Regions from separate parts of the Homo sapiens genome. Here region 1 is linked to region 2. A link is an interaction called in ENCODE POLR2A ChIA-PET data of the cell type or tissue named here. Cell type or tissue: OCI-LY7. All regions are shown on one strand. Links, peaks and the distances in the headings refer to the core of each region. The heading gives the core; the rest is flanking DNA.

Region 1 (8,329 bases), core at 62-8,061, 490 kb before region 2:
TGGGAAGACACGGGGGAGATGCTAAGTGACAGAAGCATGTCACGGAACCATCGTGTGGAATGAGCTGTGTGTGGTGTGAATAATGAAGCTTGTGGGTGCGTGTGTGCCCATGTGTACATGTCTGTGTGCATTGGAAAGGGGCTGAACTCACAGTCACCCACCTGGATGGGGAGTGGTCACCCCTGGATGGGGAGCAGGATTTGAAAGGACACTTCCACTGACTGGCCTAGATACTTTTTTTTTTTTTGAGATAGAGTTTCGCTCTTGTTGCCCAGCCTGGAGTGCAATGGCGCCCTCTTGGCTCACTGCAACCTCTGACTCCCAGGTTCAAGCGATTCTCCTGCCTCAGCCTCCCTAGTAGCTGGGATTACAAGCGTACACCACCACGCCCAGCTAATTTGTGTATTTTTAGTAGAGACGGGGTTTCACTGCATTGGCCAGGCTGATCTCAAACTCCTGACCTCAGGTGATTCACCTGCCTCGGTCTCCCAAAGTGCTAGGATTACAGGTATGAGCCACCATGCCCGGCCCTTTCCTTCTTTCTTTCTCTCTTTCTTTCTTTTTGGAGACAGGGTCTCACTTTGTCACCCAGGCTAGAGTGCAGTGGTGTGATCTTGGCTCACTGCAGCTTTGACCTCCTGGGCTCAAGCAATCCTCCCCGCACCTCAGCCTCCTGAGTAGCTGGGACTAAAGGTGTACACCACTTTGCTTGACTAATTTTTGTATTTTTGGTAGAGAAGGGGTATTGCTATGTTGCCCAGGCTAGTCTCAACCTCTTGAGCTCAATGGATCTGCCCGCCTCAGCCTCCTAAAGTGCTCAGAATAGCACCTAGCCTTTTTTTTTTTTTTTTCTTTTCTTGATAGAGTGGCTCACTCTGTTGCCCAGGCAGGAGTTCAGTGGTGTAATCATGGCTCACTGCAGCCTTGACCTCCCGGACTCAAGCAATCCCCCCATCTCAGCAGTCTCCTAAGTAGCTAGGACTACAGGTGCATGACATCTGCCCGACAAATTTTTTCTTTGTTGAGACAGGGTCTCATTATGTGGCCCAGGTTGGCTTTTTTTTTTTTTTTTTTTAAGAGACAGAGTCACCCAGGCCTTAGAAGACAGTGGCACAATCATAGCTCACTGTAACCTCAAACTCCTGGGCTCAAGGGATCCTCCTGTACACACCACACCTGAGGCTAACTTTTTTATTTTTTGTACAGATGGGGTCTCACTATTTGCCTAGGCTGGTATTATTATTATTATTTGGAGATGGAGTCTCACTCTGTAACCCAGGCTAGAGTGCAATGGTGTGATCTCGGCTCACTGCAATCTCCGCCTCCCAGGTTCAAGAGATTCTCCTGCCTCAGCCTTCCAAGTAGCTGGGACTACAGGCACACATCACCACACCCGGCTAATTTTTGTATCTAGGCTGGTCTTGAACTCCTGGCCTCAAGCAATCTACCTACCTCAGCTTCCCAAAGCTCTGGGGTTACAGGCATGAACATACACACAGGGCCTGTTTTCACATTTTTAAATGGTTGGGGGGAAAAAATCAAAATAATACTGTACTGTTTTATGACACAAGAAAATGACAGGAAATTCAAATTTCAGTGTCAACAAATAAAGTTTTATTGGTACACAGCCATGCTCATTCATTGACATATTGTCTATGGCTGCTTTTAAGCTACAGTGGCCAGTTGAGCAGTCGCATCCGTGACTACATGGCCTGGAGCACCTAAAATACCACCTGGCCCTTTACAGAATAAGTTTGCCAACCCCGACATATAATATATTGCTTGGGGCCAAACAGTAGCTCTGTGGCCTGTCTGGCTTTTTTCTCTTGTGTCCACCTATCCTAAATGCCCTCTCTGTCACTGGGAAATTAGCTACCCTAAAGGATCCTTTCAAACCCTCCCCTCCACCAGGTAGGCTCACTTTGCTGATCCAGCCCCCTCCTGGCTGATGCCTCGGGTATCCCTCCCCACCCTCCCAATCCCCGTCTGAGTGGAGAGCCTCACGGGCAGTGACTGACTGATTCATCTCTGTGTCTCCAGCACTTGGCATAGTCCCTGGTGAAAGTTTGCTGAATTGCATAAACTGCTGTCATTGCCGGGTTGGTGAAATGCTTCCAAGCTTCTTGAGGTTTATCCTGACTGGCCACAAAACCTGAAAACTAGCCAAGAAGCATGGGGAAGGGTGGCTGGGGAGGAGGGTCAGGTGGAATGCAGAGAGCTGAGCTCATGTGGGGAGTTCTGATGACTTCAGGGGCTTCCCCGGGGCAGAATCACTCCCTGTGAGCACAGAGAATAAAACTAGGATGAGAGATTAGTTACTGAGTACAATGGATGTTGTTCGCCTGATGGATACCCCGTAAGTATCCCTGACTTGACCACTACACAATCTATGCATGTAACAAAATTGCACATGTACCTCATACATTTGTACAAATGGAAACAAAAAAGAAAAGCTAGGGGGTGTGGTGGCTCACGCCTGTAATCCCAGCACTTTGGGAAGCTGAGGCAGGTGGATCACTTGATGTCAGGAGTTCAAGACCAGCCTGGCCAACATGGTGAAACCCCGTCTCTACTAAAAATACAAAAATGAGCCAGGCGTGGTGGTGTATGCCTATAGTCCCAGATACTCAGGAGGCTGAGGCAGGAGAATCGCTTGAACCCAGGAGGTGGATGTTGAAGTGAGCCGAGGTTGTGCCACTGCACTCCAGCCTGGGCAACAGAGCAAGACTCTGTCTCAAAAAAAAAAAAAAAAAAAGGAAAAAGAAAAGAAAAAGAAAAGCTAGGACCAGGATTGCCTGGAGGTAGGGAGTTCCCCATTTGAGGAGGTAAGCAAGCGGAGTTTAGATCAAGGATGTCAGGAGATTGCTGCCCTGTTGGAGGGTTTACTGGTTGAGATCTCCAGTTGCTTCCAACACAGAGCTCAGGAAGCCTGGGGTTCTCTTGGATGATGGCCAGGCCCTTGTGCCTCACCAAGGCCAAGCTCTGGGGGCTGGGAAAGGGGACAGAGGGCCCTATTCCTGCCAGCTGCTGAAGATCCCACTCCATCCACACAAGCCTGTGTCTCATCCCTGCCTTGACCTCCTACAATTGTGTGCCTGCTACGGGAATCCAGGGAACAGCTTCCTGGAACACGAGGCAGAGCCGTGGGACCCAGCAGCCAACACATCTCAAGTCCAGCCCCACAGTTCATCATGAAACTGATGATTTCCAGGAACTTTGAGGACCCTAGACCATCATCTCCGTCCACTCAGCCCTGGAAATCCCCCAACTCCAGGCATTTATTTATAGCTTGCCTTCTTTCCTGGAAAGGTTTGAGGTTGTTTAATAATTCCACCTCACATTTGTGCAGCACTAGGAGGAGGCCACAGGGCATTGTGGTTGAGAGTCTGGGCCCTGGAATCAGCTGTGTGTTGGGGGAGGGAGTGCCAAGTTATTTAACTTCCCCAGCCGCACCACAGCGGAGGACTCAAATTTCTAACCCAGCCCCAAAGCGTGGTGCCTGTCACATCCTCCCTCTGTGCGGCTGATTAGCCACTTCCTCCTCTGAGCCTGGGTTTCCTTGGGACAGTTGGGATTCCCTGAGAGGACGTGGGAACTCACGAGGACCCTAGGCAAGCACACACATGGGGCAGCTGGCTGTCTGTGGCCCCTGCTTGCCCTGGGGAGCCGATGACAGGGCCGCCGGCAATGCACCCTCGTCCCCTGGGGCTGGCTCAGAATTCCTAAGGCGGTGCCAACCCTTGGTTCAAGGCCTTTAGATGAGTCAAGAAAGCCTCTGTACAACAAACCCCTGTGACATGAGTTTACCCATATAACAAATCTGCGCCTAAAATAAAAGTTTGCAAAAATAATAATAAAGCAGAGACCACCGCCTCCCTAAATGCGGGGGCTGGAGAAGGACAGTTGTGGGAGGGGCCCGGGATGTAAGGTGAGACCACCAGGGAGCAGACCAAAGCCTGGCTCAGACATTCCCTCTTTGAAGGCCCCTTCCCACCTCCACACCTCCCTGCCACCCCCACCCAGACATACTTCTGCCCTCCTTGGCTAAGAGGCACTGGGTGTTTACTTGGGGCGAATAATGACTTCCTGTCAGGCGGACTCAAGCCCCAGCTCTGCTGCTTCTCAGCCCCTTGAACGCCTCTCAGCTTTCCTATCTGTGAAATGGGGCTCAGAAAACCTTTTTAGAAGGTTGATATATGAGGTGCATGGAGAGTACCAGGCCTCTCTGAGTACAAGACCCTCTGGTCTCCCTCCTCCCATTCTGGCCCCCGGGTACCAGCCCTGAATGAGAAGTGGGGAGGACCCAGTCCAACCAGAAAAGCATTAAGATGCAGGGAGAGCCAGGCGCGGTGGCTCACGCCTGTAATCCCAGCACTTGGGAGGCCGAGGTGGGTGGATCACTTGAGGTCAGGAGTTTGAGACCAGCTTGGCCAACATGGTGAAACCTTGGCTCTACTGAAAACACAAAAATTAGCTGGGTATGGTGGCCTGCACCTGTAATCCCAGTTACTTGGGAGGCCGAGGCAGGAGAATCGCTTGAACCTGGGAGGTGAAGGTTGCAGTGAGCCGAGACTGTGCCACTGCACTCCAGCCTGGGTGACAGAGAAGGAACCCAGTACCTCAATAAGGGCTCCTGGATGGAGTGCATACAAGGCGAGAGGGAGTGGGGAAAAAAAAATAACAACTCAGCCAACGCTTAGTCATTCCACAGATACTTTTTTTTTTTCTTTTGAGCCAGGGTCTTGCTCTGTCACCCAGGCGGAAGTGCAATGGTGCAGTCATGGCTCACTGCAGCCTCAACACCCCAGGCTCAAGTGATCCTCCCACCTCAGCTTCCTGAGTAGCTGGATCTACAGGCGTGTACCACCAAGCCCGGCACATTTTTGTATTTTTTGTAGAGATGGGGTTTTGCCATATTGCCCAGGCTGGTCTTGAACTCCTGGGCTCAAGCGATCCACCTGCCTCAGCCTCCCAACGTGTTAGGGTTACAGGCATGAGCCACCACACCCGGCCAAATATTTTATTCAGTACATGTTTATTGGGGGCCCACTGTGCTGGGCACAGTTCTAGGTGCTGGGATACAGACTGGAGCTTCCATGAAAGTAGGGGCTGGAGAATGATACACAAATAAATATATAAATAATGTCAGGTGGGATCCGAAGGGCCAGGAAGAAAACTAAAGCCGGGACAGGGGCAGACAGAGCCATGGGAGAGGCAGGGATGCAGGGGTCATGATATCTTAGAGAGGGTAATCAGGGGAGCCTCTAAAGGAGGCAGCATATGGCCAGGACCTGAACACGGGGGAGGGGGCTCTCATCCCAAGCAGAAGAAATAGAGGGACCTGTAATCCCAGCATTTTGGGAGGTGGAGTTGAGCAGATCATCTGAGGTCAGGAGTTCCAGACCAGCCTGGCTAAAATGGTGAAACCCGTCTCTACTAAAAATATGAAAATTAGCCAGGCATGGCGGCACACACCTGTAATCCCAGCTACTCAGGAAGCTGAGGCAGGAGAATCACTTGAACTTGGGAGGCAGACGTTGCAGTGAGCTGAGGTCGGGCCACTGCACTCCAGCCTGGGTGACAGAGTAACACTCCATCTCAAAAAAAAAAAAAGAATAAGAAAAAAAGAAGAAATAGGGAAGCCCTGAGGTGAGATGCACCTGGCAGTGCAAAGAAAAACTGGGAGGCCCATGTGGTTGGGGGAGGGGGGAGAGGAAGAGGGAGAAAGGAAAAGGAGAGAAGGGAAAGGAGGAGAGAGGGAGGGAGACAAGGAGAGAGGGGAAAGAGATGGGAGGAGGGGGAGATGAGCTGGTGGGCAGATTTTGCAGGGCCTGGCAGGCTGTGCTATGGGCTATGGATTTTAGATTCACTGAGCACCTCCTCTGGTCCAACTTCTATTTTTTTTTTTTTTTTTTTTTTTTTTTGCGATGTAGTTTTGCTCTTGTTGGCCAGGCTGGAGTGCAATGGTGCGATCTCAGCTCACCGCAACCTCTGCCTCCCGGATTCAAGTGATTCTCCTGCCTCAGTCTCCTGAGTAGCTGGGATTACAGGCACCCGCCACCATGTCCGGCTAATTTTGTATTTTTAGTAGAGACAGGATTTCTCCACGTTGGTCGGGCTGGTCTCGAACTCCCGACCTCAGGTGATCCGCCACCTCGGCCTCCCAAAGTGCTGGGATTATAGGCATAAGCCACCTCTCCTGGCCCCAAGTTCCATTTTAAGTTCTACCTGAATTAACTCATTAGTTCTCCTAATGGCTCTCCAGGCATGGCCTATTTTTATCCTCGATTACAGATGAGGAAACAGAGGCACTAAGGAGTGAAATCACTTGCCCAGGGTCATCCAGCTGGAAAATGGGGAGCTGGGATTTGGACCCAGGCAGGCTGATATCAGATCCTGAGCTCCAAATCACTAAGCTCTGCTACCTGTCCTTGGGGTGAGAAACCCAGTCGGGAGGCACCGGAGCCAGAGCCGACGCCGGATTCCAGCCCACGTGGGTCTGGCTAAATGGCTAGGGTCCGTGTCCTGCAGACGAGTGGTGCTGGGTTGAGGAAAGTGCCCCCGCCTTAGGTCAGTCTCCACCCTGGCTCCGAATCTCAGGAAGAGTAAGACATTCTGAGCCCTCTATGGGTTCCATTTGGCCTTCAATAGCAGGATGTAGCTAGAAAATCAGTGGCTTACTCATTGGCTTACATCTGTAATCCCAGCACTCTGGGCAGATCCCTTGAGGCCAGGAGTTTGAGACCAGCCTGGCCAACATGGTGAGACCCCATCTCTACAAAAAATACAAAATTAGCCAGGTACAGATGCGTGTGCCTCTAATTCCAGCTACTTGGTAGGCTGAAGAATGAGAATTGCTGGAGCCTGGGAGGCGAAGCTTGCAGTGAGCTGAGATTGCGCCACTGCACTCCAGCCTAGGGCACAGAGCAACACTCTGTCTCAACAAAACAAAACAAAACAAAAATCAGAACTCACAGCAGGAAAATAACCTGAAAGCAAACACAGCCAGGCTGTCACACATTTGCATGCCTTGATACACAGTAGTGCCACATGCCCGTCCTCCTCCAGTCTGCCTGATGAACTCCTCTTCATCCCTCATAGTCCAACTGGGCTGGCCCCACCTCTGCAAAGGCTTTCTGGATCCGGCTGAGCAGATCACTCCTCTCTCATGCTGCTCCTTTACCCTAGACCTGTCTTCTTACAGCTTTTAGGCCCCTGGGTTTTGGTTTCAATTATTCCTTTGTGTTTGGCTCCCCCATCTCCACCCAGCCCAGGCCTTGGCAGGGGCAGAGGGGGTGAGTGGGGCAGATGCCACATCTTGCTGTGCCACCCTCACTGGCCACATCCTCCCCAACAGGGCAGCCAATGAACAAGCTGGCCACCAGGTGCTGCTGTCTCTCCCTGATGCCCACTGAAGGACCCTGGTCCACCCACTCCCTCCTGCTGACATCCCTCCACGCAGCCAGACTCGGGGGGCCAGCTGCCACCAGTGACTCCTCAGCTCCTTCCTTTACATGGAGTGACAGGTCATGTCTGGAACCTGGGAATTCCTGCTGCTGCTGGAACAGGATCATGCAGTGGGCTGGTGGGAGCTATGGCTCCCAGAGCTATGCCCTCTGTCCCCACCACTCCACTGAGCTCTGATCCCGCAGCCAGTAGTGACCTGCCGGACATCGCCACATGTCTGTCTACATTTCTCAAACTTATCGTCACCACAGCAGAGTTCCCTCTGCCCAGCCCTACCCCTCTCTACACAGCCTCTCCCAGCTCCATGGACCAATCCACTTGCTCAGGCCAAGAGCCTCAGAGTCTGCCTGGACATGTTTCTTTTCTCTTCCTCCACATCTGTCAGGCTGTGCGTGAGGTCCCCACATATATCTTTTTTTTCTTTTTCAAGACTGAGTCTCACTCTGTCACCCAAGCTGGAGTGCAATGATGTAATCTCAGCTCACTGCAACTTCCGCTTCCTGGGTTCAAGTGATTCTCCTGCCTCAGCCTCCCGAGTAGCTGGTATTGCAGATGCCCAGCATCACACCCAGCTAATTTTTGTATTTTCAGTAGAGACGAGGGTTCAACATGTTGGCCAGGCTGGTCTTGAACTCCTGACCTCACGTGATCCGCCTACCTCGGCCTCCCAAAGTGCTGGGATTACAAGTGTGAGCCACCGTGCCCGGCCCCCACATGTATCCTGAATCTGTTTACTTTTCCCCACCTTTGCTACCAACACCCTGGTTGAGGTCTTTCTCCTTAGGGACCACAGCAGTGACCCACTGGCTTCCTGCATCCTCTTTGGCCACTCCTCCGGCCACCTTCCCCTTGTAGCCAGGGA
Region 2 (8,329 bases), core at 53-8,052:
CCAGTTCACACCATCACCTTCCTGATTCCCTTACTATGCTTAGGATGTGCCTGTGCTGTTCTTTAGTTATTTCATGTGTAATCCTTATCTCCTTCATTAACACTATGCATTTCTAGGGCTAGGGACAATTTGATATGCGTGTCTCAGGTCTCCAGTGGGGTGTAACCAGGTATCTGGCAGGTCCCAGGCCCACAGGAAAATTAGAAGCCATAATCCTGAGAATCACCCATGTCACCTTCTCCCTCCTCAACATCCACTGGGCAGCAAGCCCTCTGGCTGATCTCTTAGCTTATTTTTAATTTCCTCTCCTTCCTGAATCCCCACTGCCTCTGCCTTACTTCAGGGCCTCATCTCTCACCAGCCTCCTCCCCCATCTCCCTTCCTCCAGGGTCTCCTCTTTAGTCTACCTGACACACAGCAGGACGAGAGACTTTTATTTTCATTATTTTTATTTTTATTTTTATTTTTTCAGAGATGGGGTCTCACTCTGTCAGCCAGCCTGGGTGCAGTGGTGTGATAATAGCTCACTGCAGCTTCAAACTCCTAGCCTCAAGTGATCCTCCCGCATCAGCCTCCCTAGTAGCTGGAACTATAAGCAAATGGCACAGCACCTGACTATATCTTTTACTTTTTGTAGAGTCAGAGTTGCGCTATGTTGCCCAGGCTGGTCTCAAACTCCTGGCCTCAAACGGTTTTACCATCTTGGCTTTCCAAAGTGCTGGGATTATAGATGTGAGGCACTGAACCCAGCCCAGATTTTTATTTTTAAACACAGCTCTGACCATATTGCTCCTTTGCTACAACTCTTCAATGCCTCCCCGTGGACCGACCACAGGATCAAGGCTAAGCTCCAAGCCTCATCTGAAAGACACTTCACAGACTCCCCTCTGCCAACCTGCCCACCTCAAGTTGGGCCACTTAACTCTTGGGCACTTGCACTGTCACTGTGACTAATTTCGATCCTTTAAGGATACAGCACTTTATTATTTAGTGGCCTGGGTTTCTTCATGTCATTCCTTCCGCCTGGGATCTTCTGACTGGGCTTGCCCATCCACTCCCCCTCCATGATGATGATCTCTCAGCTCTCTTTGTCTGTGGCCTCTGTCGCTACACCCATCACAGGCCATTCTGCAACATCTTGTCTGTACATCTGTCCACCTGGCCACTTTGCAAACTCCTTAAGCACAAGGAGAGCCCATGATCATCAGTGTATCCCTAACACCAAGGCTTCAGCACCCTGTAGGCTTTGTTTTTAACCTTTCTGAGGTCATAAATTCCTTTGAGATTCGTGCCAGAAAAAAAAAAAAAGCACGCACATGCACAAAATCTTCCACATGAGCTTAGGAGATTCAAAGACTCCCTACAGCCCCTAGTTGTTCTCAGATACCAGTGTTAGCAATGCCTGCAGTAATGTTTCATGAATGAATGAACTCACAAAGAGCAGCCACTCAAATACATGTCATCATCATCACCACTAACATTAGCATTTAGGTAATGCTTATTCCTATGTCTATGTGTTAAACACTTTACATGTATTACCTTATTTAATCCACAAACATGATAAAAGTGCTATTAACCCGATGATAAAGATTATGATATAGGTGCTACTATTAACCCTATTTGCAAATGAGGGTACCAAGTGCTAGGAGAGTAAATAACTTTCCCAAGGTCACAGAGGTATTATAGTAAGGGCAGAGGCAGGATCAAATCCAGGTCTGCGCAGTTTCAAGGCCCATGCACTTAAGCACTACAGATGTCTTTTTGGAGACTGCTATAGTCTTATTTACTAGTCACGCATGAATAACTGTAACCCTCACCCTACATGCTACCATCTTTGTCACAAAGAAAGTTCCTCCCCCAGAGTATACACCTGGATGGACCCGAAATCTTTTCCCTCTTGACCAGAAGAACTAAAAACAAACTTGCAAAATAGTCATGTTCAAATGAGAACTGAAGCTGTTAAATGTTCTTTGAGCAAATCTGTGTTTAAGGAATTGATGTTCGGGTCCCTCTTCTAATGGCCCAAAGAGAAATTTCAAGTCCCCCTGGGGACTTTGCAAAATGAAATTTCACAGTGAATGCTGATGAAAGCACAGTTCACATTTCTGTACTTTGTGAATGATTTTCTTCATAAAGCTTCTCTATGAACAGAAAGCATTTCAACTGACTGAGGATAAAGGTGGCAAATAAGCTTTGATATAAGCAAGTCTGTGTGCAATGCATCTGTAGGGGGGAAATGGTCCAAATGGCTGCTCTAAGATGAGGGGTCCAAAGTACTCAAAGGAAACACAGGGAAGGTGCTGTCATGGCTAAGGTACCAAGCGTGGACCAGCGAGACCCCAGCTCAAGCCGCAACCCACCACACCCCACTCAGAGACTCCAGCAGTGACTTTGCTTCCGCAGCTCAGCTACAACTGAGAAAAACAATAGTAATAAAACCTGTCCACCTCCCAGGGCTGTTATGTGGACTGCGATAACACATGGGAAAGCACTTTGCAAACAGTACATTGCTGTAATATGAGACAAGTTATTATTTTTAATGTCCAAGGAAATCACCTCAACAAGTAACTTCAATTTAAAAAGACACCAACCAAATATCGCGTGTCATTAGGACAGCTCTTGAGTAAGGACACTGCGGTGTGCGTGCACTTGGGAAACCTTCCATGATGCCTTCAGGCAGGTTAATAGAGTTCTCTCCAATGTTCCCCTGGCATTCTGTTGGTGCCAGTAATATAGCCACTGTCTTACGGGGCATTAATGTTTACATGACGGCCTCCCTCACCTGACAGATGCTTCAGGGGAGAGAAATTTTATTCTTCTTTCTATCCTCTCCCCTACCTGTGGTCTGCAGCCTCCAAGATGGTCCCCAGTGATCCCTGCCTCCTGGAATTCAATCCCTTGTGTGTCCTCTCCCACATTGTCACAGGCTTGGTCTAGATGACCAATGGCATACAGCAGAAGTGATAAGCCGTCACTTCTGATATTTAGGATATTTTTATAAAAAGACTACGGTGTCTGCCTTAGTCTCCTCACTCCCCCTTTGCTTTGGGAATGCCTAGGGAGACGCCCACATGGTAAGCAATCGGAGTCACCTGCCATCAGCCATGTGAGTGAGCTTGGAAGTGGATCTGTCAGCCCCAGTCAAGTACTCAGGGTCTGCGGCTCTGCCCAACAGCTTGATTGTAGCCTCATGAAAAAGCCTAAGCCAGAACCACCCAGCTAAGTCACACTCAGATTCCTAACCCTCAAAAATGGTGTAAGATCATAGATGTTTTTGTTTTAAGCTGCTTAGTTTTGGGGAAATTTGTTACACAGCAATAGATAATGAATGCACCATTTCAGTTTTAGAGCAAGGTCCCAGAGAAAGAACATGTTCTGAGAATGAAGGAATTTAAGATTAATATATCCTTATAATATAATGAATATAATAATTACTATTGAGTACTTAACAATGTGCCAGGTATCTTACATAAATGCCTCCATTTTGCAGATAAAGAAATATAATCCCATTGCTAATAAGTGACAAACCCAGAATTTGAAGCCATGTTGGTTTATCTCCAAAGACTGCATTCCTTCAATTCGACTAAGGGGGATGGATGGATGGATGGATGAAATGAGCACATACAGCAGAGAGTTGTGACAAACACTTCAAAGAAGATATCATAAATTTCTTTAACATACCCTGCAGTTTCTGCCTTGGCATCCATTTTGTGGTCTAGCATAAAGTTATTTGAAACCCAGTCATACCACATCGCCTTTGGCCTAGTTAAAACTTTCCCTCCCATGTGGTTGCTTGTGATACTGCCTGCTTGTTGCTCATCCCACGGACCCAAAACCCAACACACCCACAGCTGCTGACCACAACAAAACCTAATCACCAACACCAGAGTCTGTCTGTCTCTCTTCTCTCTCTCTTTCTCTCTCTCTGTGTCTCTCTCTTGCTCACTCACTCGCTCTCACTTCCCACTCGCTGGTTGAGCTCTCTGTCCCCTCCAGACTTCCAGACAGTCCCCAGTCAATGCCCCTAACCTCTCTGGATCCTCTGAGTAATAAATTTCTTCTGTTTCACCTCCTCATTGTGTCTTATCTGACACACACCCAAACCTAACTTTCCCCTTGGTCAGGGCTCTCCTGGAGACTGGCTATCTTGGCCTGTGGCTACGCTCAACAGAGAGACCTCGAGACCAAATTAGAAAGAACCCAAAACAATAAAAATCATAAAAGAAAAAACATAGCACAGAAAAGTCCAGAAGAGGCCAATTAAGACAAAGAAAGGACTAAGCAACTGCCCTTCAAGAGTGGACAAAAAAAAACTATCACTCTTCCTCAATCAAGAAAAAAAGCAGACTAAGAAAATACTGGTGGAAATTGATGAAATCCTGAAGGGTGTGACCAGATGGAACACAGTTCTATCTGCCAAATGTGAGCACATCAAAAGAAGGCATGTCCCTTTCAGGCCTGAAAGAGGGAGGCCCGCTCACTTCTCTGCCTTGCTGCTCACATCTCAGTGAACAGCACTGCTCCCCAGACAGAGGAGAAATTCCACCCCAACTGAGGGGCTCAGGAAGATTCCAGGCTCACTCTTGCCTATGGAAAATGGAGCTGGTGAGAAAAGGTTTCCCCATGCCAGCAAGGGACCAGACAGCTTCCCGACTGCAGTGTCTTTGGATGGGGCTGGTGGGGAAGCCCACCTGTGGGAGCAACTCCAAGTCTGTTTCCTCGATGGGAACAATAATGTCGACTTGATTGGGTTATTACAAGGATTAATAGTATGTTTGGACCACCTAGCACGGGGCCTGGCACACAATGCTTGATGCATAGCAGGTGTTCAAAAAATGCTGGTTTCTTCTTCTCTTCCATTCTTTCCTATCATTCTTCACCTCATACTTATTGACTGATAAGATTTTTAAAAACTCTTCCTTCATCCATCTTTCTGTTACCCAAAAGAGCTAGGAGATGGGGGTGTTTTGCAGGACTAGCCTAAGTTTAAATGTGCACATGGTACAATCAGGGTATTAAAGCCATGTGAGTCTTCATGGGTAGGCACGTAACCTCTGGAGAAAGCCCACAAGTGCAGAAAGGCTCCTTCCCTCGAGTTCAGGAACTTGGATTCAAATCTCAGCCCTGCCAACTATTAAGGGCCTGGGTTTCATCATCTGAGAAAGATGAGTAGCAGAGCCTCCCTCACAGGGGATGTTGTAAAGGTGAAAACAACCGCATAGGTGAAAGTCTGTTTGTGAATGGCCTGGCAGACAGTAGGAGTCAAATTAGTCCAATTAGAGAATATTGAAAGCAAGCCTCCTGGATTATTCACCTAATTAAGTCCCTTGGTGAGAAAGGCAGAGAGGAAGAGTCCCCAGACATGCCTGCTGGCAGAGAAAGCAGAAGCTGGCCGTCCACAAACCCACCTCAGGAAAAAGTCCATCAAGCATGGCTCTGGTCCACCAGGAATCCAGGAGCCGGGTCGGGGTAGAGGCAGATGTGTGGGCAGATCTGCAAATGCACTCTGCGTGTCAAAGTGCTGTGTGAGAGCCCAGAGGGAGGAGCAGTGGTTTCTGGTCTAGATGAGAAAAGCTTAACCAAGGAGGGGCCACTGGAGCGGGGCGTGAAGTAGGCCTTCGCAAAGGAAGAGACGAAGGGAAATCAGGCAGAGGACTATAGGACAGCAGAGATGTCCCACGTGCCTGGAGCCTGGGGGAAAGGGGAACAGCCAAAGTTGGAGAGGTCCACGCAGCCCACACAGCCCACACAGATCACGGTAGGCTCACAGGGCAAGCTGCGGAGCTGGAGCTTGACTCTGCAGGTGGAGGAAGTGCCCAAGCAGGGCTGTGTCAGACCAGGGCAGAATGGAGAGTGGATGAGGAGTAGAGAGAGACTGAGAGCAGCCAGGACCATAAGGAAGCTGACCTAGGCTGGGAGAAAGGGGAGGGAGCATGGGTGGGGACTGGGCCCAGAAAAAAGTATGCGCAGGGAGCAGGGCTGGGGGAAGGCGTGGGAGAGTAAAGGCAGTCATGGCTCCGCGTGCAAGGACTGCTCTGACAGTTCACACACTTCACAGTGCCCTTCCCTCCTGCCCGTGGGCTACATTCCTGTCTCACCTCCGCCAGGTTCCTAGTCGTTTGGGAATCTGAAGGGAGAGGCTCCCACGGAGATAACTAGCGCTCTGAAGAGCCTTCCAATGTAATAAAGGCGCCGTCTGGCTCCAGTGGGTTTCCCGGGAACACAATAATTACTCATCCTCTAATAGAGCCAATAAATATAGCAAGAGGATAAGTAATTAACAACCTTTTGCTGGAAAGTAGCAATTCTTGTGATCTATGAAGTTTCCTTTTCCTGTTCACTTCTTCTTCATTATTGCAAATATGATACCCCGGGTAAGCGTGCCATTCATCCTTCACTGAGTTAATCACCAAAGCATGTTGTATTTTTTATTAAATCCATTCATTATAATTGACTCATATGAATGGAAGCTGGAAGAGCGGTGGTGAGGCCCATCGTCCGCCTTGCTTCCGCTTGTGATTGCAATACTTTTAATGAGATCAAAATTGTTACCAAACAATTTAACAATGGGGAGGAAAAAAACCCATTAGTAGGAGGGGAAGATAACCTTGCCCCTTTCATAATTTCAGCGTACCATAGCAATCTCCTCCAGTTATTTATTCTGCTATCTAATTTCCCACCCATAAAGAATCTTTATTAGTAGTAATTATATTATTAGGCAACAGAAAAAGAAAAACTTCACAAACTTCTAAAGCGATTTACCTCTTGGCTTGCAGTTTTAATTAAAATTCCAGTTTATTTAGCAAATAGCTCTGAAAAGATTAGATACGAATTTAGCACTATGTTCTTTTTCCACTTTCCAATTCATGAGGGTGATACAAACAACAAAATAATCTCTTTAAATGACTCTTACTCCATTCCAACATAATTCAGCCCATGGAAAAGAGTTCCAATATCAATTATAAATTATAAATGAACTCCATTATACCCTGCAAATTATCAACAGTAATCTCCCAGTTCTCTACTTCCTCACAGTTGGTAAATTATATCAATTCACCACTAGGCCTCAAATTACCTAGACTCTTCCATATCGAAACTTTAAATGGTTTATTAACTGAAATGGAAACAATGCAAATCAGGTTTCCATTTCAGCAACACTTACCTCCCACCCAGGATATCAGACAACTTTATCCAAAGTCACACCTGACTTCTCTTAGGGCAGCTTTTCCCCAGTTATCCAGGAACCCAGTCCAATTCAGTACTTTCCCCAATAAAAAGTCCCACCAGAGCGTTGGTCTAAAGGCACCATGGTGTTGCCGGTCCATAAATTCATTTATTCAACACATAAGCAAGTCATGCCTCTGAGCCAGGCAGTATGCTTGGGGAATGCTCAGAAATTCCACACACAGGAGCAGAGGGTTAGTGGTGACAGGCAAAGCTGAAGGGGGGATGTGTCAGTCTGGGTTCTCTAGAAAGACAGGACTAATAGGATAGATAGATAGATAGATAGATAGATAGATAGATAGATAAAGGGGAGTTTATTAAGTATTAACTCACATGATCACAAGGTCCCACAATAGTCTATCTGCAAGCTGAGGAGCAAGGAAGCCAGACCGAATCCCAAAGCTGAAGAACTTGGAATCCGATGTTCAAAGGCAGGAAGCATCCAGCATGGGAGAAAGATGTGGGCTGGGAAGCTAAGCCATTCCAGGATTTTCACATCTTTCTGCCTGCTTTATATTCTAGATGCCCTGGCAGCTGATTAGATGGTGCCCGCTCAGATTAAGGGTGGGTCTGCCCTTCCCAGCCCACTGACTCAAATGTTAATCTCCTTTGGCAACACACTCACAGACACACCCAGAATCAATACTTTGCATCCTTCAGTCCAATCAAGTTGACACTCAGTATTAACCATCACAAGGGAACATAGGAGGATGAATGAACCAGTGGACAAGTCAGATAAATAAGGCCTGCAGTCACCATCTAAGCCAAGCTTTTTACCTATGCTGTCAAATTTCCAGTCAAAGCTCCACACCACCTTGTAAATAGCCATCATATCCTCATTTCACAGAAGGAGCAACCAAGGCTCGGAAAGGTTGAAGCCATTTGAACTGACTCTTGACGAAAAAAAGGGAAGTTACCAAAAGACTGGGAGGGAGGGTGTTCCCTCAGGAGGAAGCAAACTGCATGGGCAAAGACTGAGCAGCGAGAAGCCAGGAGCCCAAGTTGCTGGTCCTGTGTGTGGCCACTAACTTGCGGAGCTGCCTCGGGCATTCACAGACCTCTTCAAGCCTATTTCCCCATTTGCCATATGCAGGATATCCCCCAT

The links. Peaks named below come from ENCODE experiments on the same cell type or tissue, not always from the same donor. Only the 100,000 strongest peaks of a DNase experiment are listed, where the experiment ranks them.
Region 1: POLR2A ChIA-PET joins it to region 2 with 11 read pairs; 2 of 35 experiments call an interaction of 5 or more read pairs at or near these places.

Annotation. Positions count from the first base shown.
Region 1 is chr9:121,554,650-121,562,978 of GRCh38, forward strand. All of the region lies in intron 1 of LOC107987016 (a long non-coding RNA gene), which reads right to left. Among named protein-coding and RNA genes, the nearest start is that of GGTA1, 59 kb to the left of the region's middle. RefSeq lists an enhancer at 3,381-3,675. In OCI-LY7, for the core only: a CTCF peak has its summit at 287; a DNase peak (open chromatin) is centred at 3,472.
Region 2 is chr9:122,047,715-122,056,043 of GRCh38, forward strand. The region is part of intron 1 of TTLL11 (tubulin tyrosine ligase like 11); the gene reads right to left. Among named protein-coding and RNA genes, the nearest start is that of TTLL11, 41 kb to the right of the region's middle. In OCI-LY7, for the core only: no CTCF peak of the experiment used is centred there; no DNase peak of the experiment used is centred there.